Regions from separate parts of the Homo sapiens genome. Here region 2 is linked to region 1. A link is a loop called in an ENCODE intact Hi-C map of the cell type or tissue named here. Cell type or tissue: left lung. All regions are shown on one strand.

The links. Hi-C counts contacts between places; a loop is a spot of excess contacts. Peaks named below come from ENCODE experiments on the same cell type or tissue, not always from the same donor. Only the 100,000 strongest peaks of a DNase experiment are listed, where the experiment ranks them.
Region 2: a loop joins it to region 1, with 5 times the contacts of the local background. A loop is called at or near these places in 102 of 110 quality-filtered maps.

The regions. Positions count from the first base shown.
Region 1 is chr9:129,787,280-129,795,279 of GRCh38, reverse strand. It overlaps the pseudogene UBE2V1P4. Among named protein-coding and RNA genes, the nearest start is that of TOR1B, 12 kb to the left of the region's middle. RefSeq lists a silencer at 4,556-4,850 and an enhancer at 4,841-5,030. In left lung, a CTCF peak has its summit at 4,771 (motif pointing right); no DNase peak of the experiment used is centred here; H3K27me3 peaks cover 3,844 bases.
Region 2 is chr9:129,645,559-129,653,558 of GRCh38, reverse strand. No RefSeq gene overlaps it. Among named protein-coding and RNA genes, the nearest start is that of ASB6, 7.4 kb to the right of the region's middle. RefSeq lists an enhancer at 5,426-6,174. In left lung, no CTCF peak of the experiment used is centred here; DNase peaks (open chromatin) are centred at 3,590, 4,257, 4,640 and 7,123.

The DNA.
Region 1 (8,000 bases):
GGGCATCTCTAATCCACCACAGGTCTCAGGAAACCTCTTCCCTGCTCCTCTCCTTCCCCTTGGAAATGAAAGGAGTTTACCTTAATTGAGCATCTAAGATTGAGCCAGGTGTCTTCATGACACCTTGTGAAACAAATGTTTCATTTGCAGGTGAGGGAACTACTGGGAGAAGCTAAGACAAGCCCCAGGCCAGGTGACTGCTCCAGGCCCAGCCTCTTCCCCTGACCTGCCACCTTCCCCAGGTGTCCTCCTGCTCCTCCCCATCCCATCCCTGCCTGTCCTGTTTCTCATACTCTAATGGGACTCGTTTCCCTGTTTGCTTGAATGTACGGTAACCTCGAAGGCAGGATTTGTTCTGTTCACCTGTAGTGCTTAGTGCGGTACTATGTCCAAGGCGTATGTCAAATATTTGTGAAAAACACACTCCCTTTCTGTCGGACAAAGAATTTTCCAAAATGCTGCCTCCGGAAGCAGACCCGCCTGAGTTTACATTCTGGCTGTCATGTTTCCTGTGTGACCCAGGGCAAGTCACCCACCTTCTCTGAGCCTCAGGCTTCTCATCCCTTCCAGTGCAGCGGGTTTAGTGCGGCTCCTATGTCATCATAAGCAAGTGCTGGGGGCCCTATGGCAGTGAACTCAATTTCTTTTGTGATCTCAGCTAAGTCCTTCTAGGTACTTTGCTTCAAAAACTCAAAAGCTAGCACCCCCAGGGGGGCTATTCTGCAGAGGTTAGGGAGGCTGCCTCCAAGCAGGCTCAATCTGATGGGCTTGGGGGACCTTTTCTCGGGCGGCAACTCTAGCCCCGTTACATGTCAGGAGTCGTGCCTTGGACATCTCTGCCTCTAGGGACCCCTCAGCAGTTCCACCACCCCAGGTACAGGAAAGCACAGTGGGGGTTTTCCATCCATGTTTCCTGCCCACCTCACATGTTTGGTGTCTTTTTTCTTTTTTTTGACATGGAGTTTTGTTCTTGTTGCCCAGGCTGGAGTGCAATGGCATGATCTTGGCTCATTGCAACCTCCGCCTCCTGGGTTCAAGCGATTCTTCTGCCTCAGCCTCCCGAGTAGCTGGGATTATAGGTACCCGCTGCCACACCCAGCTGATTTTTGTTTAGTAGAGATGGGGTTTCACCATGTTGGTCAGGCTGGTTTCAAACTCCTGAGCTCAGGTGATCCACCCGCCTCGGCCTCCCAACATGCTGGGATTACAGGCATGAGCCACTGCGCCTGGCTGTATAGTGAATTGTTTTTTTTTTTTTTGAGATGGAGTTTCACTCTTGTTGCCCAAGCTAGAGTGCAATGGCGCGATCTCGGCTCACAGCAACCTCCGCCTCCTGGATTCAAGCCATTCTCCTGCCTCAGCCTCCGGAGTAGCTGGTATTACAGGCATGCGCCATCCCCCCGGCTAATTTTGTATTTTTAGTAGAGATGGGGTTTCTCCATGTTGGTCAGGCTAGTCTCGAACTCCAGACCTCAGGTGGTCCGCCTGCCTCGGCCTCCCAAAGTGCTGGGATTACAGGCGTCAGCCACCGCGCCCGGCCTATATAGTGAAATTTTAAAGTGTATCAAAAGTTTCTATGATCATCATACTAGGTAGAATCAGCCATCACAAGAAGACAAACACTGTAAGATTCCACTTCTATGAGGTCCTTAGAGAAGTCAAAATCATACAGACAGAAAGTAGAAAGGTGGTTTCCAGAGGCTGGGGAAGGGGGGCTGTGGAGTTAGTGTTTAATGGAGACAAGAGCTTCAGTTTGGGAAGAGGAAAAGTTCTGGAGATGATTGGATGTCCAACAGGTGCATATGCTTAATGCCACTGAGTTGTACCCTGAAAAATGGTGAAGATGGTAAACTTTATATGATGTGTTTTTTAGCACAATTAAAATTCAAAAAAAATTTTTTTAAGTTCCTATGACCATGAGCCTCTGAATGTTAAAATTCCGAATTGAGTCAGCATTCCATTGATTACAGCTTGCCAAAATAGCACTGATATGTTTGTTTGTTTGTTTGTTTAGAGATAGGGTCTCACCCTGTCACCCAGGCTAGAGTGCAGTGGTGTGATCACCGCTCACTGCAGCTTCAACCTCTGAGGCAAAAGTGATCCTCCCACCTCAGCCTCCTGAGTAGCTTGGACTACAGGCGTGTGCCACTGTGCCCAGCTAATTTTTTATTTTTTGTAGAGATGGGTTCTCATTGTGTTGCCCAGGCTGGTCTCAAACTCCTGGGCTCAAGCAATCCTCCCGCCTCGGCCTCTAAGCGTTGGGATTACAGCCGTGAGCCACCATGCCCAGCAAAGGTATCTTTCAATAGATTTCAGGGTCCCACTTTCATGAAGAGCCACTGCTCTGCCCTGGTGCTGGTGGTGGTGGGATCTTGGCCTCTGTCACCCCTCCATTGATTGGCCTGAGGCAGTGACTTCCCAGGGTGCTGGAGCTGACCTCTTGGAGGTAGGTGGTCCTCAGGGAGGTCCAGGTGAAATTGGCTTAGCTGCTTTGTCACTGTGGGCACTGGTACTCCCCTCTCCTGGAAGATGGATGGTGGGAAGGGGGGTGCCTCTCTGCATTTTTCCCCATGTGGGCTCAGTAATCGCTTCCCAGTCCCCACAATTCGCTAAGCACCTGCTGCCCATCTCCCACTCTCTTAAGTAGCCAATTGCTCCATCAGTTGAAGTTCTTTGTTTCCAAACAACAGACGCTGACCGTGATTTGGGCTTTTTTAGGGTTTGTTAGAGGAGGTCAGGGTGACTCACAAAAATGTGAGAAATGACTGACCACATCTCAGGAAGAGCAGGGTCCCCGGGGTGTTGTCTAGGACTCAGGGGCAGGAGTTGGGGGACCTTTTGCTGGGACATTGCCCACAGGTGGATCAGGCTTGGCCACTTCCCATACCTGCATGCTTGGGTCCAACTTTGAGTTTGCAGAGAGAGGACCTGATTGGCCCAACCTGGGCTGGTTGACCTTGGATCAATGAGCCATGGGCTGGGGGTCGTTGTGCCTGGGTCTCCCCACCCCCAGTTAGTGCTACTGTAAATACTTGGATAACATTTTGTTCCCTTAAAAGTGTGGGTATTGGCCAGGCACGGTGGCTGATGCCTATAATCCCAGCACTTTGGGAGGCCGAGGCAGGCAGATCACCTGAGGTCAGGAGTTCAGGACCAGCCTGGCCAACATGATGAAACCCCATCTCTACTGAAAATACAAAAATTAGCCAGGTGTGGTGGCAGGTGACTGTAGTCCCAGCTACTCAAGAGGCTGAGGCAGGAGAATGGCGTGAACCCCAGGAGGTGGAGGTTGCAGTGACCCGAGATCGCACCACTGCACTCCAGTCTGGGCAACAGAGGGAGGCTCCATCTTAAAAAAAAAAACAAAACAAAACAACAACAACCAAAAAGAAAATTTACTGCTGTGAACAATGAAGACTGCTTAAGTCAAAAAGGCAAGAAGGACCTGTAGCTCTTCTTTTGGATTAGTTGCCATAACACTGTCCTTCAGGCAGCTGAGGGACTTTCACATTTTCTCTAGATGTCATTAGGTGCCAGAGCTCTTGCAGGACCACGTTGAAGCTTTATACAATAAATGCTGCCATTTTGTCAGCACCAATATGGCTCTTGGGTCCACTGCTCCATTCAAATTATTAACTCCGTTCACATTAATTCTTTTTTTTGAGACAGAGTCTTGCTCTGTTGTCCAGGCTGGAGTGCAGTGGTGCAATCTTGGCTCACTGCAACCTCTGCCTCCTGAGTTCAAGCGATTCTCATGTTTTAGCCTTCCGAGTAGCTGGGATTACAGGCGCCCGCCATCATGCCCAGCTAATTTTTAGTAGAGACGGGGTTTCACCATGTTGCCCAGGCTGGTCTTGAACTCCTGGCTTCAAGTGATCCACCCACCTCGGCCTCCCAAAGTGCTGGGATTGCAGATGTGAGCCATTGTGCCTGGTCTCATATTAATCTTTTTGTTACAAATCTTACCACGGGGGTGATTCCAGGTATTTAGGCCCACATTCTATTTTAAGACTGTATATTTGGTTTTCATAAATTGTCCGAGTCTGTGCTGGCTGTCGTCCTGTGTTGCTAGAAGGCCAGCATATTACTCATCTCACACTCGTTCCCATTCTCCTTACTCTTTCTTTCTTTCTTTCTTTTTTCTCTTTTTTTTTTCTTTAGATGGAGTCTCGCTCTCTCGCCAGGCTGGGGTGCAGTGGTGTGATCTCAGCTCACTGCAACCTCCACCTCCCGAATTCAAGCGATACTCCTGCCTCGGCCTCCCAAGTAGCTGGGATTACAGGCATGCGCCACCATGCCCGGCTAATTTATTTTTGTATTTTTAGTAGAGACGGGATTTCACCATGTTGGCCAGGATGGTCTCAATCTCTTGACCTTGTGATCCGCCCGCCTCGGCCTCCCAAAGTGCTGGGATTACAGGCATGAACCACTGCGCCTGGCCACTCTCCTTACTCTTTCTATCATTGCTGTCCAGAAGCATTGCCTATGACATTTAAATTGTCAATCCAAAACATTCAAAACTACCAGCTTACTCGTCGAGGCCATCATAAATGGAAAGAAGGCCTGGGAAAGGTGTGGAAGGGTGATTCAGCTGCAGAGAGGGCTCTGGACTTAGGTTTCGCAGCTGACTGTGACTTTCAGGACCAGAGACAGCGCCCCGGATCCACACCCATTTCCCACCCAGCGTCAGACTTGAGGATTTTAAAGAGAGGTGTCCTTGTGCTGATAGACGGGAAACTGCCCACAGCTGGGAGACTTCATGTGCTCACACCAAGAAGGCACTAGAGGGTGCTGGTGAGCTGCAGGTTTGAGGACCTGCAGCTGGGCTTATCTGCAACCTCCAGATGGGCTAAAAACAACAACAACTTAACAGAAAAAGTTCAAAAGTCTAGATTATTTAACATGTCAACAGTTCCACTGGGCGCTGTGGCTCACACCTGTAATCCCAATACGTTGGGGGGCCAGGGTGGGTGGATTGCTCGAGTCCAGGAGTTTGAGACCAGCCTGGGCAACATGGCGAAACCCCGTCTCTACTATAAACTACAAAATTTAGCCGGATGTGGTGGCGAGTTCCTGTAGTCCCAACTACCCGGGAGGCTGAGGTGGGAGGATTGCTTCAGCCTGGAGGTCAAGGCTGCAGTGAGCCGTGATCACGCCACTGCACTCCAGCCTGAAGGCAGAGCCAGACCCTGTCTCAAAAAAAAAAGTCAAAAGTTTACATTAAATTCTGTTCTCATCCAAATGTTAGTGCCTCTATCTTTCAGGGGGCCTTCCAAGGGGTACATGATATTTGGCATTCTCCTTTTCTTGTTTGGTATTTTGTGTATCAATATTACACAGTTTATTTCTATGCAACCTTTTTGTTTCGTCGTTTTGTTTTTTGAGACAGGGTCTCACCATGTTGCCCAGATTGGAGTGCAGTGGCTATTCACAGGTGTGATCATAGCTCACTGCAGCCTTGAACTCCTGGCTTCACACAATCCTCCTGCCTCAGCCTCCAGAGTAGCTGGGATTACACGTGCATGCCACCATGTGTGGCCTATTTCTATGAAATCTTTTTTTTTTAAATACAGGATCTCACTCTATCACCCAGGCTGGAGTGCAGTGATGGCTCAAGATCCCAGGCTCAGGCAATCCTCCCACCTCAGCCTCCGGAGTAGCAGGGATTATAGGCATGTGCCATCATGCCTGGCTAATTTTTGTATTTGTAGTAGAGACAGGGTTTTGCCATGTTGCCCAGGATGATGGTCTCGAACTCCTGAGCTCAGGCAATCCCCCTGCCTTGGCCTCTCAAAGTGCTGGGATTACAGGCATGAACCACTGAGCCCAGCCCTATTCCTATGAAATCTTAAGATCATAGAATATCGCATGTGCTTTCACACTGCTTTATTGAGGTATCATTGACACAGAACAAACTGCACATATTTAAAGTGTGCAATTTGCAGCGCCCAGCTCTACTAAAAATAGAAAAATTAGCTGGGTGTGGCGGCGAGCACCTGTAATCCCAGCTACTTGGGAGGCTGAGGCAGGAGAATCACCTGAACCCGGGACGTGGACTTGGCAGTGAGCCCAGATCGTGCCACTGCACTCCAGCCTGGGCGACAAGAGTGAAATTCCATCTCAAAAAAAAAAAGTGCAATTTGCTAAGTTTTGACATTTGTACGCACCCATGCAACCATCGCCACAAACAAGGTCGTGAACATACCCACCATGCCCAGAAGATTCCTTGTGCCACCTTGTCATCCCTTTCTCTTGTCTCTCCCCTCACGTTCTCTCCCTGTCAACCACCGATCTCGTTCTGTCACTATAGATTAGTATATTTGTTATAGATGGTTACAAATATTATTATTAGATAGATAGTGTTTTATTTATGAAATGCTTGCTCAGTGCCAGGCTCTGGGAGCGTTACAGTCATTATCTCATTTAAATCCAGAGCAACCCTGTGAGGTAGCGGATTGGAAATCTGCATTTTGCAGGCAAAGAAGGTGACTTGCAGAGAAATGAAGTCACTTGCCCAAGGGAGTTCCTAAACATCTAGAAAGTGCTGTTGGGAGGCCGAGGCGGGGGATCACGCGGTCAGGTGTTTGAGACCAGCCTGACCAACATGGTGAAACCCCATCTCTACTAAAAATACAAAAAATTAGCCGGGCATGGTGGTGCGCGCCTGTAATCCCAGCTGCTTAGGAGGCTGAGGCAGGAGAATTGCTTGAACCCAGGAGGCAGACATTGCAGTGAGCCGAGATAGCGCCACTGCACTCCAGCCTGGGCGACAGAGTGAGACTCCGTCTCAAAAAAAAAAAAAAAGAAAGAAAAGAAAAAAAGAAAGTGCTGGAGCCAGGACAGACGCTGGGCTCATGTGGGGGCTCCACCCCAGTGTCCTGACTCTTTCCCCCAACAGTCCAACAGGGAGGAGCACAATGCCTGGGTTCCAATTCCACCTCTGCCATGATCATGAACATGACCCTGGGCTGGTTGCCCAACCCCTCTAGGTCTCAGTTTCCTCGTTGGTGGCATGGTTGTCCTTACCTTATAGGGTTGCCTGAGGGTCACTTAAGATGATGAGTGTGGAGGCCTCTCAGCAGAGAGCTTTCAGGACAGACCAGTAAACAAGTGACCATGGTGTGGGATGCAAGTACGGTGAGACGGACGTGCAGGAATCTGAGATAATAAGGGGATGGCTAGCGGCCAGGCGCGGTGGCTCACGCCTGTAATCCCAGCACTTTGGGAGGCTGAGGCAGGCGAATCATGAAGTCAGGAGTTTGAGACCAGCCTGGCCAACATGGTGAAACCCTGTCTCTACTAAAAATACACAAAATTAGCCGGGTGTAGTGGCAGGTGCCTGTCATCCCAGCTACTTGGGAGGCTGAGGGAGGAGAATCTCTTGAACCTGGGAGGTGGAGGTTGCAGTGAGCTGAGATTTCACCACTGCACTCCAGCCCAGGTGACAGAGTGAGACTCCGTCTCAAAAAAAAAAATAGATAAATAAATAAATAAGGGGGTGGCTGTTGTGGGAGCCAAGTCTTCCAGGAAGTTCTCTCCTTGAACTCTGGGCCACTATCATCCATTCTACTCACGTTGGAAATGCATCCCCTATCTACTTGTGGCCGGGGGCTTCCTCTTTGTCAGGTGTTGGGACTCAACAGTCAATAAGAAAGACTTGGCACCACCCACCAGGACTCCCACCTGGTCGGGAGGTGGGGGCAGAGGGGCAAGTCCCCAGCAATTACAGTCCAGTGGGATCAGTGCTGTGCTGGGGGAAATACAGGCACATATTGTCCATTTTGCTTTCATAATCCCTCCAGGCTTCGTTCCTCCAAGCTCTCCCAACCTTACCTGAGATACTCCTGCTGTCCCATGGAGAATTCTTTATAAGTGCAGTATTGTTGAAATACACCCCAAGGACATTGCTACTGCTGCTGTTGAAAAGCTTCCTGTTCTTTGGGTTTGTGAATACACAGTACTCTGGTCTCCCACTATTGTTCCCTAACCAAGTGCCACCT
Region 2 (8,000 bases), 140 kb after region 1:
GCTGTGATCAGATGGCCCAGAAATGCAGGGAAGTCACTGAGCCAATATTGATAGCGAATGTAGGAGCAAGAAGATCAGGGACCATAAGGGAGGGGGAGAGAGGGGTATCAGGGAGGGCTTCCCTGAGGAAGAGGCATTCAGCCCACTGTTTTTGTTTGTTTGTTTGTTTTTTGAGACAGAGTCTCACTCTGTCACCCAGACTAAAATGCAGTGGCACAATCTTGGCTCACTGCAACCTCCACCTCCCAGGTTCAAGTGATTCTTGTGCTTCAGCCTCCCAAGTAGCTGGGATTACAGACATGCACCACCATGCCCAACTAATTTTTGTATTTTTAGTAGAGACGGGGTTTCACCATGTTGGCCAGGTTGGTCTCGAACTCCCGACATCAGGTGAGCCGTCCACCTTGGCCTCCCAAAGTGCTGGAATTACAGGCGTCAGCCACTGCATTCGGCCTGTTTTTCCTTTTCTTTTCTTTCTTTTCTTTTTTTTTTTTTTTTTTTTGAGACAGGGTCTCACTCAGTTACCCAGACTGGAGTGCAGCGGTGCAATCACAGCTCACTGCAACCTCAATCTCCCGGGCTCAAGCGATCCTCCCACCGCAGCCTCCCTAGTGGCTGGGACTACAGACACACACCACCACACCTGGCTAATTTTTTTATTTTTTATTTTTAGTAGAGATGAGGTCTTGCTGTGTTGCTCAGGCTGGTCTCCAACTCCTAAGCTCAAGCAATTCTCCCATCTCAGCCTCCCAAAGTGCTGGGATTACAGGTGTGAGCCACCGTGCCCAGCTGAGCCCACTCTTGCAGGTGGAGCTGCATTCAGTAGGTGTAGGAGGGCCAGGTCTAGATGTGGCCAGGCAGGAGACCTAGCACGTGCAAAGGATCCTCAGAGCACCTGGCTTTACCTGCTCCCGGGGGCTGCAACTCACAGTAGCATTTTTGGTATCACTGTGCCTCACTTTCCCCTGCATGCCCAAGAGCTCAAGTTTTATATATATATATATATAAAATATATAAATTTCTATTTTATATAAAAATTATATATATAAATTTTATATAAAAATATATAAGTATATATATTTACATATATATATATATATATTTTTTTTTTTTTTTTTTTTTTGAGACAGAATCTCACTCTGTGGCCCAGGCTGGAGTGCAGTGGCGCGATCTCGGCTCACTGCAGGCTCCACCTCCCGGGTTCACGCCATTCTCCTGCCTCAGCCTCCGGAGTAGCTGGGACTACAGGCATCCGCCACCACGCCCGGCCTATATATATTTTTTGAGACAGAATCTCACTCTGTCGCCCAGTCTGGAGTGCAGTGGCATGATCTTGGCTCACTGCAACCTCTGCCTCCCGGGTTCAAGTGATTCTCTTGCCTCAGCCTCCCGAATAGCTGGGACTACAGGTGCGCACCACCATGACCCGCTAATTTTTGTTGTTGTAGTAGAGACAGGGTTTCACCATGTTGGCCAGGCTGGTCTCGAACTCCTGACCTCAGGTGATCTGCCTGCCTCAGCCCCCCAAAGTGCTGGGATTACAGGCATGAGCCACCACGCCCGGCCTCAAGTTATATTTTTAAACTCTGTATGCACCAAGGTTATGGGACATCCATAGGTGCCTGGCCATCTGTAGACCTGGCCCCCCTACATCTCCTGAATGCGGCTGCACCTGCAAGAATGGGCTCGGCTGGGCACGGTGGCTCACGCCTGTAATCCCAGTACTTTGGGAGGCCGAGGTAGGAGGATTGCTTGAGCTTAGGAGTTGGAGACCAGCCTGAGCAACACAGCAAGACCTCATCTCTACTAAAAATGTACCAAGCTCTTTCCTCTGCTCACCCTGGGCTGGACACTGGGGACCAGGTAGAGTGGCCTCTGCCCTTGGGGCCACAGCCAAGAGAGGAAGACTGAAGTCGGCCGTTCCACTCACGCAGTGGAGGAGAATGCAGGTGCCACGGCAGAAGCAGGATTGGACATCAGTCACCCTGGCAGGATGGGAGTAGGGAAGGGGCCCCTGGCTGTCTGGGGACGAGGGCTCCTCTAGGGGGAAGTCTCTGCAGGGGCTGAAGCCAGCTTTGAAGCAGGTAGCAAGGGGCTGGAGTTGGGTTTTAGGAGCCGGTGTTGAGTCTTAGAGGGGAGAGGGTTACCCCAGAGGTTGCTTGCCCAGGCCAGAGGCCATGTTCTCCGCCTGCAGGCATGGCTGAAAGGCCTTTGGGAGACTCGTGTGGGCCTGGGCGCTCTGGAACCTGGGAGGAACCAGTAAGCTTGGAGACCGGGGACAGATGGCTCATGTCATATGCTGGAAACTGTCTGAAAGAGGGGACCAGGCCAGTGTCAGATAGCTCGGCCTTGGGGGTCAAGGTGAGAAAACCATCCGCCATTCCCAGGCCATGAACACCCACCCTGGACCAGCCCGGTGCTGGGACCTGGGGCCGGGAGGGTTCCTCCTCCAGAGGGGCAGAGAGAGAGGCCCCATTGCCTCTGCCCCCACCTCCTCTCTCAGTTCACTCCTGCCCAGGTGGAGGGCCCACTTCAACCACCACTGACTGCCCAGGCGAGGCCACCTGGCCCTGGCTCCCGCTAGCACTCGGCACCTAGCACGCCCCAGGCTTGCTGGGAGCTTCAGGCCCAACAACCACACTGCTGCCTCCCTAGAGCCTAGCCCAGTGCTTGGCACCAGCAAGCACAAACTCCACAGCTGCCAAATGACATCATCACAACCCAAGTGACCCATGCAGCATGTCTAGACAGTACCCAGACAGACTGAGGACCAGATCCCGGCACTGCCACTCCTGTACCTTGTCATCTTGGGCTAGTCACATCCCCTGTCATCTGCAAACAGGAATAATGACAGTATCTATGACCTAGGTGTGTCGGGAGGGTTCACCCCACGAGGCATGTACCAAGCGACTTAGGGGCTTGATCAATGCTGGCCACCCAAGGGATGCTTGGCCTGGTATGTTGGTTTCTGCAATTCTCTGGGACTTGACTTCCTTTGTTTGTCTGTAAAATGGGTCTTTAACCCTTGTCATCGCTTACACCTTCATAACCACATCCCAAAGCCCAGCCTGGCCCACCTCCCCCTCCTTCCTGCCTCTGCCTCTCTCGGTCCTTCTTGATCGGTTTTTCTGTCTCTCTCTGTGTCCATCACGATTTCACTGTCTTCATTTTTTGGTTTCTGTCTGCCTTGTCTCTCTCCCTCTCAATCTGCCTGGAATTCTGTCCCAGAGGAACCAATACTCCAAGGCTCGACTACATTCCCTTTTACAGCAGTGAGATGGGAAGAGGGAGAGAGAGAGAAAGAGAAGGGGGAAAAAAAATCAAAGCCCACATATTGGTTCCAGATGTGGCCCTCTCTCTCAGCCCTCTCCAGCAATTTAATTAAATTCCCCCAGACAGCCAGGAGGGTTTCTTAATGATCAAATTTCCCCAGCTCTCCTCCTCGAACAGCCCTTGTTCGGGTTCACTCCGTCTCCCTGACGGATGGCCGACCGGATTCTTCCTGCCGTCGGCGCTGCCAAGCTGGGCCAGTGGGGGTGGAGTGGGGGGCTTCCCAGGGAGCACAAAGGACTCTGGCCCCCTGCCTCTGCCCTTGCCACTTCCAAAGGGGTCTGAGTGCTCCTGAACCCACCCTGGGTCAGACTGCAGTGGCTGGAGGGGCCCCAGCGGCCCCCACCCCAGAGCTCTGACCTTGGGGCTGGCCTGCCAGCGACTGATGCCAAGTGGGTGCCAGCCAGGGTGAGATGGGGGAATCTTTGGGATCAGGACTCTGGGCCCATTTACCAGCCAGAGCTGGGGCAGGCTCAGACCTACTGGGCGCCCTCCCCGGCCTCCACTGGGCAGAATGAGCAAGGTTTAGAGAAGGCGAGCCCGAGCTGGGATCTCCTCGCCGGGCTTGGGAGAAGCGGGGGCAGGCTGACCCGAGTTTAGTAGGCGAGGATCTGCCCCCGAGACAGGCCGAGGTGAAGAAGCCTTTCTTGGAAGGCTTCCTCCATGGGAAGAATCGCCATGGGCAGAATCCTTGCCTGCTAGGCTCTCAGTAGGACCCTTGACTTCTGGGGTAGAAAGAAATTTAGGGGAACCCTGGGCCCACCCCTTCGTGTGCAGATGGGCAGTGAGGCTGAGAGAGGCCCAGGCCAAAGTCCAGGCCCCAGCCTCCCTCCAGACGCAGGGCGAGACCCCCGGGGCGCTCAGCACCTTCCCACCCTGCTCTGGGCTGCTGACTTACCTCACCTGGGAGAGGCGGGGACCAGGCAGGGCCTTCCATGTGGGCATGGGGGAACAGTAGAGAAAGAGGGGTCCTGCGGCATCCCGTCCCAGGCTCTGGGCTGCCCACCTGGGGGCTTCACTGGGGCCTGGCCCCACCCTTACCTGGCTGTCACAGGCCCCGCCCTTGGACCAAGCACCAGGAACCACCTGGCAGTGTCTGTGCCGGAGTAGGGGGCTCTGGCCGGCAGGGAGGGCTTCCTGGTGGGGGCGGGTAGGGAGGGGAAAGCAAGCCCGGCCATCAGAAGCACAGAGGTCTCTGGGGCTTGTCGCCCTGGGGGTTGGGGCCCCCGAAATGCTCCTTGGTGCTTCTTAGGACAGTAAACAGAATAAGGGAGGGGACAGAAAAAGCCCTTCGCTGGCCCGGCCACTGTCCTGCCACACGGCCCCACCGCACGGCCCCTGCTCCAGCCCCTGCTACCTCAGTTTCTCCCCTGAGCAGACAGACTCTTAGGCCTCTGGGAACCCAGGAATCCAGGCCCTGCCCCTCCAGCCTGAGGACTGTGGCAGGAACAGGCAGGCTGGGCCTCCTGCAGGGACACTCTTGGGTCATGAGGGTCGGGGGTCAGGGTGGGGTCAGGGTGTGGGGGGAGGAGGAAAGGAAAGGAGCGGGGAGCCAGGCAGGAGAAGAAGGGCAGAAGGGGGGGAAGCGGAGGGCGGCACTTCCATGACCACACTTCAGAAATATGCCGGGCCCTCGTCTGTCCCGGTGCCCTGGGGACTTGCCCGGGGGCTGAAGTTGGAGGCTCTGAAATGGTCCTTGTGGTGATGTGTATGTTTCTAAATATCTCACTTTATGGAAATGCCGCCAATCAAAAAAAGAGAAGAAATAAAAGGCAGGGGTTCCCTAATTCTCCCCCTCCAGGGCCTTCTAAGGGACAGGCCTGGCAGCCGACAGCCCCTCCTGGGGAGACAGCAGGCACCGTGGAGGGCGAAGGTGCTGGGATGGGGCCAGACCACTCCTCCCTGGAGCTGCCCAGCCTGGCACGTGTGTGTGAGAGTGGTGTATGTGTGTGGTGTGAGTGGCGTATGTGTGAGTAGTGTGTGTTACAGTGGTGTATGAGTGGTGTATGTTGGTGTGTGTATGGGTGAGTGGTGTGTAAGTGGTATGTGAGTGTGAGTGGTGCGTATGAGTGAGTGGTGTGTGTGCTAGTGTGCATGAGTGATGTGTGTGCGTGAGTGGTTGTGTGTGAGTGGTGTGTGTGTGAGTGGTGTGTGTGTGAGTGGTGTGTGTGTGAGTGGTGTGTATGTGTGTGAGTGGTGTGTGTGTGTGAGTGGTGTGTGTGTGAGTGGTGTGTATGTGTGTGAGTGGCGTGTGTGAGTGGCGTGTGTGAGTGGTGTGTGTGAGTGGTGTGTGTGTGTGGTGCGTGTGAGCGTGTGTGAGTGTATTTCAGTGGTGTGTGTGTGTGGTGTGTGGGTGGTGTGTGTGGTGCGTGTGAGCGTGTGTGCGTGTATTTGAGTGGTGTGTGTGTGAGTGGTGTGTGGGGTGCATGTGAGCGTGTGGGAGTGTATTTGAGTGGTGTGTGTGCAAGTGTGAGTACGCGCTTTGTGGGGCTCCAGTAGGGGTTGGAAGCCAGGCCCTGGGTGTGAAGCCCCCTCCCTGGGCCCCTCACTCACTGACCTTGGCTTGGTCAGCCATCTCTCCTAGACTCTGACACCAGAGTCCTGGGGTCACTTCCTGGGGTGTCGCGATGAACTGATGAGACTTGTTGAGCTTCTTACTGAATGCATGGGAGTAGGACACACTCGAGCAGAGACCACAGTTGCTGCCGATTGGCCATTCCTACAGCCAGCCTGGGCGGGTGGGCGGGTGGACTCACGGCCACTCGGGAGGAAAGTGAGCGAAGCGCTAGTCCAGGTTGAGGGGACCTCAAGGGTGAGTGGCCTGCGTGCTGAGGAGGAGGCTGTCAGTCCATGGGCTGGGAGAGGGAGAAGGCTTTATGGACAGGCCTGGACCCCCTGCTGGTGTTCAGGGCCTGCCTTCAACCCCAGGAGGGGTGTCAGGGCCTGATTCTCTGCCCTGGGCTTACATAATGTTTTATTAATAAGTCTCAGGTAAGACACACTCATTGGAGAAAAAAGAGGAAATATATCCACATACAAAGAAGAGTAAAAATTCCCAGATCCCAACACCCAAAACAACCACCATTAACATCTCAGCATGGGGCGTTCAAGAATGATTCCTGCACACACACACACACACACACGTGCACACACACATTTTCCTAAATGGGACCATATGGTACCTGCTATTCTGTAATGGGCTCTGTTGGATTGTTATAGAGAAGGACCCCACGTGTTACCAGCTACCATCATTGTTGGACCGCAGGAGAGGCTGAGTGTCTATCCCTGTTTTTTGACCATTTTTCATCCTTCGTGACTTGCCTGTGCATGTCCTTTGCCCATGTTTTTATTGGTGTTTTTGCCTTCTTGTTGTTGATTTTTAGCAGCTCTTTATATATTAAGGTCATCCCCCTCTGTACATTGACGAGTCGGAGTGACTCCCAAACTCCCCGAGGACTAGGAGGCAGGGACAGGGCTGAGCTCTGGGTCCTTGTCCCCAGGACCCCCATCCTGCTGAAGATCTCTGGAGGTGGGTGGCAGGAAGGGGCTGGGCTGGCCAGGCGGTGAGTGGCAGTGACAAGGAAAAGAGAGAGAAGCGGAGAGCTGGAACCAGGGGCTCTGAGTGACAGAGCCCTAATGGGAGGCAGATGGAGGAAACAAGTCTGCCCTTGCTGACAGGAGGGAGGTCAGGGGGCACAAAGCCCTCTAAAGTTAGGAGCCTGGGCGGCGGGCAGGCAGCAGGGCCAGCCCCACAGGGTGGTGCCCCAGGGCTGTGAGAGGGCGGGGGTTAGCTCCCCCTCCTGCATGTCCAGACTCGTGAGCCCAGAGCTGGAGGAGCTGAGGACACTCGAGTCTCGGAGGCAGGAAGCGTGGAAAAGTTGCACCGACCGGGGCTGGAGGCCCAACCTCACAGTGCAGCCTGGGACAAGCGCCCAAACCTCTCTGAGCCCGTTTCTTTGTAAAATGGGGTAATAATATCACCTACTTAACAGGATTTAGGGAGATCAGTGCACCAAACATTCAGCATATCTAGTGCCTGGCATGTACAAGGGTCTCCGTAAATACAAGTGGGCTCGTGTTGTTGTTATTATAATGGCCCCCTCCTCACTCCTTCTCTGTCGGCGGAGCCCACCAGCCACGTCAAGGAGTTCGTCATTGGCTCCAAGACTGTCAGAGCTGGGAGGGCCCTCAGGTTATAGGTGAGGAAACTGAGGCCCAGAGACCAGAAGGGCCATGCCTAGGGTCACTCGTGACAGTGGGTTTATGTGTGCTCCCCAAAAAGATATGTTCCAGTCCTAGTCCTGGTGCCTGGAACGTGACCTCGTTCAGAAAAAGGGGTTTTGCAGATGTAATCAAATTAAGATGTGGCCATAATGGATTTGGGTGCGCCCTATAAATCCAGTGACCCATGCCCATTTAGAAAGGAGGGGGAAGGCTGGGCACGGTGGCTCACGCCTATAATCCCAGCACTTTGGGAGACAGAGGCGGGCGGATGACAAGGTCAAGAGATCGAGACCATCCTGGCCAACATGGTGAAACCCTGTCTCTACTAAAAATACAAAAAAAAATTAGCTGAGGGTGGTGGCACACGCGCACCACTGCACTCCAGCCTGGCGACAGTGCGAGACTCTGTCTCAAAACACAAAACAAAAAAGAAAAAGAAAAAGAAG